Linked DNA regions of Homo sapiens: region 2 is linked to region 1. A link is a contact called in ENCODE Hi-C or POLR2A ChIA-PET data. All regions are on one chromosome and are shown on one strand. The core of a region is the stretch at or near the end of the contact, and the rest is flanking DNA. Distances in the headings are between cores, read along the strand shown. Region 1 holds the start of PSMA7 (proteasome 20S subunit alpha 7). Region 2 has its middle 15 kb from the start of LINC02970.

Evidence for each region. Hi-C counts contacts between places; a loop is a spot of excess contacts on that map. ChIA-PET counts read pairs that join two places held with the same protein, here RNA polymerase II (POLR2A). Pooled maps may share reads with other maps.
Region 2: a pooled map shows a loop between it and region 1 (6-fold over the local background). The contact joins the enhancer-like site here to the promoter of PSMA7 in region 1. A Hi-C loop is called at or near these places in 3 of 37 single-sample maps with no recorded cell type and 8 of 50 pooled maps. POLR2A ChIA-PET finds 5 or more read pairs at or near these places in 1 of 52 experiments (H1).

What each region holds. Positions count from the first base shown.
Region 1 is chr20:62,141,029-62,145,689 of GRCh38, forward strand. It overlaps PSMA7 (proteasome 20S subunit alpha 7), which reads right to left and starts at 2,366. Exons shown (of 7, transcript NM_002792.4): 1 at 2,180-2,366. The coding sequence starts at 2,275. It overlaps SS18L1 (SS18L1 subunit of BAF chromatin remodeling complex), which reads left to right and starts at 2,741. Exons shown (of 11, transcript NM_198935.3): 1 at 2,741-2,861. The coding sequence starts at 2,793. RefSeq lists silencers at 1,568-2,207, 2,248-2,957, 3,078-3,137, 3,168-3,217.
Region 2 is chr20:62,615,764-62,620,424 of GRCh38, forward strand. No RefSeq gene overlaps it. Among named protein-coding and RNA genes, the nearest start is that of LINC02970, 15 kb to the left of the region's middle. RefSeq lists enhancers at 1,042-1,191, 2,859-2,908. Within about 2 kb of position 2,473, at least 28 of the 41 ENCODE cell types and tissues checked have a DNase peak (open chromatin) inside an H3K27ac peak, as active enhancers do.

The DNA of each region.
Region 1 (4,661 bases), core at 1,116-3,615:
GGAGGCTGAGGTGGGTGGATGACTTAAATTCAAGAGTTCAAGACCAGCCGGACAACATGGGAAAACCCTGTCTCTACAAAAAGTACAAAAATTAGCCAGGTGTGGTGGCTGAAGCCTGTAGTCCCAGCTACTGTGGGGGCTGGTGGGAGGATCGCTAGAGCCTGGAAGGTGGAGGCTGCAGTGAGCCATGACGGCTGGGAGACAGAGACAGCAAGACCCTGTCCCCTCACCCCACCCTATCCTCCCAAAAAAGTGATACATGGTTCTACTGCCAGGCAGCGAGCAGTAGGAGCAGATCTGAACCTGGGTCCTGGGGGGTACGTACTCCGGGTAGCAGCTCCCACTGGAAGGTGCGTTCACCCACACCCCTTTCTCCTCTACTTGTCTGTCACTGTGGCTGGCACCACATCCTGCAAACCCAGGGGTATTCATCTACTGCTGGTAGAGCTAGCCCAGGCGTGCTCACCTAGGTGCCCAACCTGGGCCTTTCAAATACTGAGATGTAGTTTTAGTTACAACATAGCTAGTAAGTAACCATTATATAATCGGCATGTGTTTCCTTTCAACCCAATGAATCAGTCCCATGCAAAGCCTGGAAGCCTGAGACTTTCACTCAAGTCTGGTGTTCTGAAGGCAGTGTTTCTGTAGTTGTGAAATTATATTGAGCCACAATGCACTGTTTCCTGCACTGTGACATACTCATGTGACAGCCATGAGAAGGGGCCTGATTTGCCGTCAGTGGACAAGGTGTCAAGTGTTATCCCAAACTGTTTATGGCTGATGCTGGAGAAGGATATGGCTGTTATTAAAAGCATGAACAATCACTGACAGTCAACCCGAGTCAAGCCAGAAACAAAGGGAACCATCATTGGGATAAACAGCGCCTCCTGGTTTAGAGCAGGGCTTCTCCAGCTCAGCACTGTGAGCACCTGGGCAGGGGGATCTCCCTGTGCCTGCCGCCCTGAGCACGGGTGGGATATTGAGCAGCGTCCCTGGCCTCTACCCTCCAAATGCCAAGAGCACCTCTGCAAGGTCTTACCACTGGAAAAGTCTCCACACACTGCCAGTGGCTCCGTGTGGGCCCAAAACCATCCCTGGCTGAGAAGTATTGATCTGAAGTGTTTGGGTTTTCTGGGAGCTTTCTCAGGTACTGACTCACTTGACCTTCGACTGACTCGAGGCCCAGAGAAGCTATATGGGTTCGTTAAAGCCAGCGGCGGCCAGCTGGCGGGGGTGGCAGTATTGGGGTGGGTACAGGGGTCAGCCGACTCCTAGTCCTCTTTAAGCTGAGTTAGATCACCTGATGAATACTGGGCCTTCATTTCAAAACAAAGATTCAGAAAATGAAAACAAATCAAAATTTACAGAACCGTGTGTGCTGCTTTCTCTGCCTGCTCAAACCTCTGAATACCAGATGATAAAAGAATAACGATCTCACAGACTGACCAATTAAACTGACACGTCTTGATGGTACGAATTTAAGTTTCAAACAATGTCACTAAGGTCAATGTACACGAGCCCTCGTCAAAACGAAACGGCCGCGTCCAAACCAGTCCTGACCCGGGCGGCTGCAGCCCGGCCCCGGGAAGGCTCCTCCCGGCAGAGTGCGGAGACCTGGGAGGCGCCCGCCACCGGCCAGGCCAGCGAGCCGCTTTGTTCTCGAAGCCCACCTGGGCCTAGAGAATAAGTGTTGCCCCGGAGCGGGTGGGGGTCCCCATAAGGGGGGTTTGAGTAGTTCGCTCCCCAGCCACCCGGCTGCGTGAACAGCCCCCCAGCGAGCGCACGGCCTACCCCCCGCGCTCCGCGGCCCAGAGCGGCCCTCGCCCGGCCTCTGCTCGCCGGGGCGGCGGCGCGACCCACGCGCCCGGCCGGGGCCAGGGGTGCTCAAGATGGCGTCGTCACGGCCCCCGTGCCCGGGGCCCCACGCGAGGCCGGGCCCCAAGCGAGGCGCTGAGTGGGGAGAACGAGCGCTCGCGGCTCACGCCAAACGCCGCCTCTGCAGGCACTCGTGGAGACCGGCAGCGGGGCCCGCGCTCAGCTACAGCCCTGACCGCCCGCGCCGCTGCCCCGCGCACGCCCGCGGGCGCCCACAGCGCCGCGCCCGGCCCCGGCCCTCTCTGGGCTCCCCAGCCCCACTTCCGCCCGCGTCCCCGGCCCCGCGCAGGCCCCGCCGCCTCACCGCGGTCGAGCCCTTCTTGACGGCCTCCTGCGCGTACTCCACTTGGAAGAGGTGGCCGTCGGGCGAGAAGACGGTGATGGCGCGGTCGTAGCTCATGCCGGCGGGCGGCGGCCGGGCTCCTTCCGCCGCGACTCTCAAAAGCGCACACTCACGGCCCGCGCGCACCCGCGACTCCCGGCGCCACTACGCCCGCGCCCCACCCTCGGCGCCGTGTCCTGCGCTGCCGGCGACGGGCGGCGTCAGGCGGCGACGGGCAGCGTCAGGCGGCGTCGGGCGGACGTGATGGCGCGCGCCGGGGCGGGGTCAGGCCGAACCACCGGTGGCCGGGGGTGGGAGGCGGTGCTCCGGCGAGGGCCGGGCGCTGGGTGCGAGGGGGTCGCCGGGGGCCACCGTTCGGCACTGGGCCGCAGACCGTTCTGCAGGGCGGAGCGGCGGCGCCGCGGGCCCGGAGGCGCGGCGACGGCGACGGGGCGGACGAGCCCACGACGCGGCGCCCCCCGCGCTCCCGCCCCCTTCCCCCCCTCCGCGACTGCGGATAATGAGCGCCTCGGGCCGCCCAGCGCAGCCGGAGTATCCACCTCGATGACCACGGGCTGAGCCCCGCGCCGCCACCATGTCCGTGGCCTTCGCGTCTGCCCGGCCAAGAGGCAAAGGGGAGGTTACGCAGCAAACCATCCAGAAGGTGGGCCGGGCCGGAGCGGCGGCGCTGGGCGGCGGGTCTGCGGGCGGGCGCGCGCGGGGACGGGGCGCGGGCAGCTGGCGGGCGCGGGGCGCGAACAAAGCCGGGGCGCAGCCGGGCGGCCGCGAGCCCCGACGGCGGCCCCGTGCCCTTCCCCGCGTCCCACGCCTGCGCGCCGGCGGGCACCCGGCCGTGTGGGGGGCGGTCCCCGGAGAGCCTGCGCCAACTTTGTTGGGGCGCGCGGGTCCCTCGGGCCGGGGCACTGGGCGGTGGGGGCCGGGCGGACGCTGGAGGCTGCCGGCCCCCGAGCGCGCTGTCCCCCGAGTCCGCGGCGCGCGCTGGGAACTGTCCTGGGCTATGCCGGGCGCACGGGGACCCCTCGGGGCCGGAGCCGCGGCGAGGGCTTGTCGCGCTCCGCAGCCAGCTTCGGTGGCGACGGCGGGCGGTACTCGTTTTCTGCGCTCATTTTGGTTAGTGGTGAGGGGCCCGGGTCGGCCTCCGGGCGCACTTGCGACCGCGGGGACTGTGGCCGGGGCTGCCCCTCTTGCTCCTGGAGCGAGGCGCGAACGATGGAGGCACGGAAGGACGCGTCCCGATCCCCATTTGCGGGGCATCGTTACGCAGCCCGGCCCCGTAGGGAGCGCACCGCCCCCTCCGTATCCTCGCGGCTACGCCGGGTTTCAGCGTGACACCCTCGCCAGCCGCCTCGCCTAACAAACTTGACGGATTTGCTCCACAACCTTTCTTCTAGCTCCGTAAGTTCGGCCTTGTGGTTTTCAAGAGACAGCGTTTATGTGGGTTTGGGACACCGTTATCCAAAGCCCTAAGTTTTGAAATTGAGACTTTGTATTTTCTGCTGTTTTTTCTGTAGAAGACAGATTCGGAAGAAAATCAGCATTAGCCATACCCGTTTCAGTTGTCACAACATCTGTTGGAATGACATTGGTTTTTTTTCCTAAACTCTGACTCCGTCTTCACCCTGGTGGGATTGCAGGGATAAACAGTGGTATTCCTAGGTTCCCAGGAGCCGCTTGTCTCCCTAAGGGGGTTCACCTTGACCTTGACTGAGGCTGTTATTCCTTGATGACGTGCCAGTCTCCTGTGGAAGTTGTCCTAAATCTATCGCCTATTTTGAGACTACCTTTGCTGTTGCTAGTTTTAGAAATTTGATGGTCTTAACAAATGAGAACCTTGGCCAACTCTGAACAGGAGAGATTGAGAATAGCAGAAATACAGATTTACAAGTGTGGCATTTTAATTTACTTAGTAAACACTTATGTGGCGCTTACCGTATCCCAGACACTGTTCTAGGGGTTTTATAAATCTTGATTCATCCAATTCTTCATAGAAGCTACTGGCATCCCGTTTAATAGCTAAAGAGGCTGCGGCCTAGGGAGGCCGTGCCTTGCTGGTAAGTGGACACTGAGGCCTAGGGGGGCTAAATGCCTTGCTGGTAAGTGGCACAGCCAGGTGTCGATCCCATACGGTGGCTCCAGGGTCTGCTCTGTTGGTGCCCCTTGATCTGGGAACATTTGGCCAGGCGGAGGTCAAGCTCTAGGCTCAGAGGCAAATGTTGGAACCCAGAGCATCTCCTGGCACTCTGGTTTTTTGGAGCTTAACAGTCATTGTTCCTGAAGCTACCTTTGGCTGCAACGTTTATCCCATTATTTGCACTTCGCACACAGTTCCATTGAAGCTCCCCAAATTCTCCAGGTAAAAGTGTGTATTGAGGTGCTGCCCCGAACATCAGATCAGAAAGGAAGAAATGCACCTGTGGACCGTGGGTCCCTGGGCAGAAACTCA
Region 2 (4,661 bases), core at 1,223-3,722, 470 kb after region 1:
GTCGTTGTCTGTGTACATGTTGTTTCTGTGTGTTGTTGTCTGTGTACATGTTTCTGCATGTTGTTGTCTGTGTACATGTTGTTTCTGTGTGTTGTTGTCTGTGTACATGTTCCTGCATGTTGTTGTCTGTGTAGGCCATGAATCTGCATCACGCCAGTGTGTTTATAATGTTCATGCTGCACATGTCTGTCAAATGAGCCAACGTGGTGCGTGTTTTATGATCTTTCACTCGATCACATGTTGAGCACTGTGCGGGCTCAGGTCGCTGTCACATCATGGGGGCTGCAGAGTAGAGACCGACCAGCCGACCCGGCACGTTGCCTGGGGCTGGGCTTGGATCTCTTGGGGATCGTGGTGGGTAAGAGTGAGGAGGGGTCCCCATTCTGAAAGGCATGAACAATGCTTTCATTTGCCCCTTACCCCCAAGATTCCAGTTGGTCAGGGAGTCCCCCTTCTCCTGCCCTCCTGGGTTAGGGGTCCTGGCCTTTGGTGGGTAGGGGGCAAAGTGATGAGTAGAATCTAAACATGCTGTCATGGTTTCAAATGGTGGTAAGGCTGTTCATTCACCTGGGTAACCAGTGCCCCCATCTTTCAGGGTCTGTGGGATTAGAAGCAACTTTTATTCCAGCCTCTTGACTTATTCTTATTTTCTAAACTTCTATAATGAACTTGTGTTGGTTTTTTAAAAGGAAAGAAAATGTATTTCCGGCCAGGCGCGGTGGTGGCTGAAGCCTGTAATCCCAGCACTTTGGGAGGCTGAGGCAGGCAGATCACCCGAGGTCAGGAGTTTGAGACCAGCTTGGCCAACATGGCAAAACTCTGTCTCTACTAAAAATACAAAAATTAGCAGGGCGTGGTGGCACACGTCTGTAATCCCCATGCATTTGGTGGCGATGTGAGGCCCAGTTGGACTTCCTGCATGCAGAACTGATTAGAGGCACCTGGGCCTCCCCTACCCGTGTGCTGGGGGCCTCCTCTGACCTCTGCACCTGGAGCTTGCAGGTAGATGCTGAAGTTGAGCTTCCCTGCACCTTAGTGTTCTGGGATCCCAAATCTATCCACCCCGCTGCTCCACCCTGCTCAGGGTGCCCATCAAGGGCCGTGGGGACTATAGCTCATCAGAGACCTTCCTGTTCCTCCTCAGAGATGCTGGTTTCCGAGGAGTCCCAGGAGGGCTCCCAGCAGGGGCCGACGGACATCCACACAGCAGCAGATTCCAGCTGGGGTCGCTGGGTGCCTGGGCTCAGCAGGGGCGAGGCTGCCCTCTCATGGCCAGGAGAGGCACTGCCTGGGAGGCCAGTGGGAAGGCCCCGGGGACTTCACAGGTCCACACCCGCAGGGAGAGGAGTGGACCCCACGCAGGGATTGGGCTGTTGGGGCCTCTGTGCCTCCCGGAACCCCACGCATTTGGTGGTGACGTGAGGCCCAATTGGACTTCCTGCATGCAGAACTGATTAGAGTTACGAGAAAGACTTTTTAAAAAAAGACCCTGAGATGTCAGCTTTGGCAGCTGTACCTACCGGTGGAAGAACAGGCTCCTTCCCTCAAGCATGACTGAAAACCGTTTAAAAAGAAGTGCTCTGATTCAATGGTTCCCAGTTACACCGAGTTATGGAGACATCGTCCCTGGAGCGGGGCCCGCAAGAGTCTTTCCCTCCCATGGGGCAACGCAGTGGCTGCGGATCCCAGCCAGCCCCGAGGGACACAAGTGTGGCCGTGGTCAGCTGCGGCTTTGCTAGAGGCCCTCCCTGCTCTCATGAGACCCCGAGGGTGTTGGCTTTCTGCCCCCAAGACTGACAAATGGCCAGGTGGGCCTGCAGGTGACCTCCTTCCCTCATGGGCAGCAGGAACCAGGTGGGCCCCCACAGTGCCTGGGGCAGCTTATGCAGCAGTTACAGAGATCTGGATCTGGGTGAGTGTTTCCTTTTATTCCTTCTTATATTTTCAAAAATATAATATGTCTATGCATAGAAAAATGCCCGCAGCATATGCAGAAGTCACCAGCACATACTGGGATGATCCCAGGAGGCAGTGGTCAGTGAGGTCAGTGGGGTCCCCTGCCCCAAGGCCACCTAGGGGCCCAGCCTTGCCTGGGGCCAAGACATCACTGAGCAATGAAGATGTGAGCCTGGGGCACCTGTGACTCTGCGTGTCACTCCAGAGCCCAGCTGAGGCGCTGGAAGGGGCTCCAGGAAAAGCCAATTTGGGCACCCGGAGGGGTGACACCCACAGTGGCCCAGGTCTTCTGCTTTCTTGAAATCCACGAGATTTTGATGAAATAAAAGCCATTGGCGCCTCCTTGGGGTCTCACAGTCTCACGTGACAACCGGGAGAGAAGCCGGAGGTGGGTGGGTCAGGCCATTCCGGGCACACAGCGGGACAGCAGACCCTGAGGACACTTGTCCCCGCCTGGGAGTTCTCCACCCTCCTGTTCTCGGATGTGACTCAGCAATGCCAGGGCTCTGCAGCTCCGGGAAGGCCCCGAATCGGCCTGCCAGGCCCACTGTGAGACACGAGGAGGAAGGGGTGGCGGCTCCTCAGCCGACACTACCCCAGGCAGGCTTCCTGTTTGTGCCCCACTAGGACCTGTCTCCTGCACGGCCAGCCCTGAGAGCCCCACAGGGTTCGTCTGTTTCTCCCCCAGAGACCAGGAGGCTGGAGGGATCCGTGGGCCCATTTTACAGATGGCATAGGGCAGAGACTCGAGGCCAGGCCTAGGTCTGGCCTCACACCTGACCCCCACCTGCCCCCAGCCAAAGGTCACAACCCCAACCCCCTCCACATCCGTAGGTCATGCCTTGGAAAACTGCCCCACCCATGCAGAAGATGGGAGATTTTGTCTAAGAAAAGAATGATGGCTTTGCAAATATTTCCACTCTGGTTCCCCATGACAGTTCACTGTGAAACCCCGGTGACCCCACATGACCTGCCGTTTCCTGTACAAGGGGGTCCCAGGTCTGAGTAATTTTGAGATCACGAGGTCCCAGGATGTGGCATTTGACACGGGCAGCTAAGGCCAGGAGCAGCCAGCAACCCCAGAGCCCAGCCCCTCCCCGGGGCTCTGAGGGGAGGAATTCTCTCCCCCGGGTAAATGCACCCAGGTGGAGGTGTCAGGTCAGCCACACAGACCGACCTTCCCGCCCAACGCTCCTGACTCACCAGGGCTGGAGGACCACCAGGGACCTCCCTGAAGGCTCCATCCTGTGTGGGCTGACTGTGGGGCCAGAGAAAGAGGAAGCTTCCAGGCTGGGCCCCACTACCCAAGAACCTAAAGCAGCCCCCGGTTCTGCACGGGGAGCAGCGTCTCCTCTTGCCCCCTGGCTGGTGAGCAGAGCTTCCTTCCACAAAGCGGGGGGTCAGTGGAGACAGCCCACTCTATCCCCAAAATGCTGGGCCAGTCGGGGGATGGGCCACTCTGTCTCTGAAATGCCAGACCAGATTGTTCATCTGCAGGGTTTCTTCGGCGCGAGATGAGAGGCCTCTGGTCCCATCCTAGGAACCACGGCCCAGACTGTCCCTGCCTCAGAAGAGTGACATGGACACCCACACACAGTCCCCCCAAACAGAGACACACACGCCGACAAACCTGTGCACGCTCATGCCCACTCACACGCCACACCCCCTCCCCTGCTGGGCACCAGATAATGGAGCTGCGGAGCTGTGTGGCTGCAAGCCGCCCTTTCCGAGCTTCTGCTAGGTGGTGTGTTCAAACCTGCAGGCTTCGAAGAGTTCTGAGCATCTAGAAGAGCAGAGTCCAGTAAAAATGTAGCAAAGCCACGCATGTAAGTTTACCTGTGCTGGCAGCCATACTGACAAAAGGGAAAATAAACAAATGAGATTAATTTTAATACTTTTTTATTTATTTATTTATTTTTTGATACGGAGTTTCGCTCTTGTTGCCCCAGCTGCAGTGTAATGGCACAATCTCGGTTCACTGCAAACTTTAGCTCCCAGGTTCAAGCTATTCTCCTGCCTCAGCCTCCCAAGTAGCTGGGATTACAGGTATGCGCCACCACGCCCAGCTAATTTTGTATTTTTAGTAGAGACAGGGTTTCTCCATGCTGGTCAGGCTGGTCTCGAATTCCCAACCTCAGGTGATCCGCCCGCCTCGGCCTCCCAAAGTGCTGGGATTACAGGCATGAGCCACGGCACCCAGCCAATACTATTTTTATTTAAATCCAATAGAGCCATAATATTATCACTTGGATAATCAATACAAAGAATTATTATTTTGAGGGATGGAGTCTCGCTCTGTCACCCACGCTGGGGCACAGTGGCGCAATCTCGGCTCACTGCAACCTCTGCCTCCCGGGTTCAAGTGATTCTCCTGCCTCAGCCTCCCGAGTAGCTGGGATTGCAGGCGTGTGCCACCCCATGCCCAGCTAATTTTTGTATTTTTAGTAGAGATGGGGTTTCGCCATGTTGGCCAGGCTGGTTTCGAACTCCTGACCTCAGGTGATCCACCTGCCTTGGCCTCCCAGAGTGCTGGAATCACAGGCATGACCCACCATGCCTGGCCTAAAGAATTATTAAAGAGTGATTTTACTCTCCCTTTTTTCTACTAAGTCTTTAAAATCTAGTGTTTGTTTTACACTTATAGACCATCTCAATCAGACACTAAATTTTTATCAGAAATCCTTGATTGTATTTAGATTTAATAA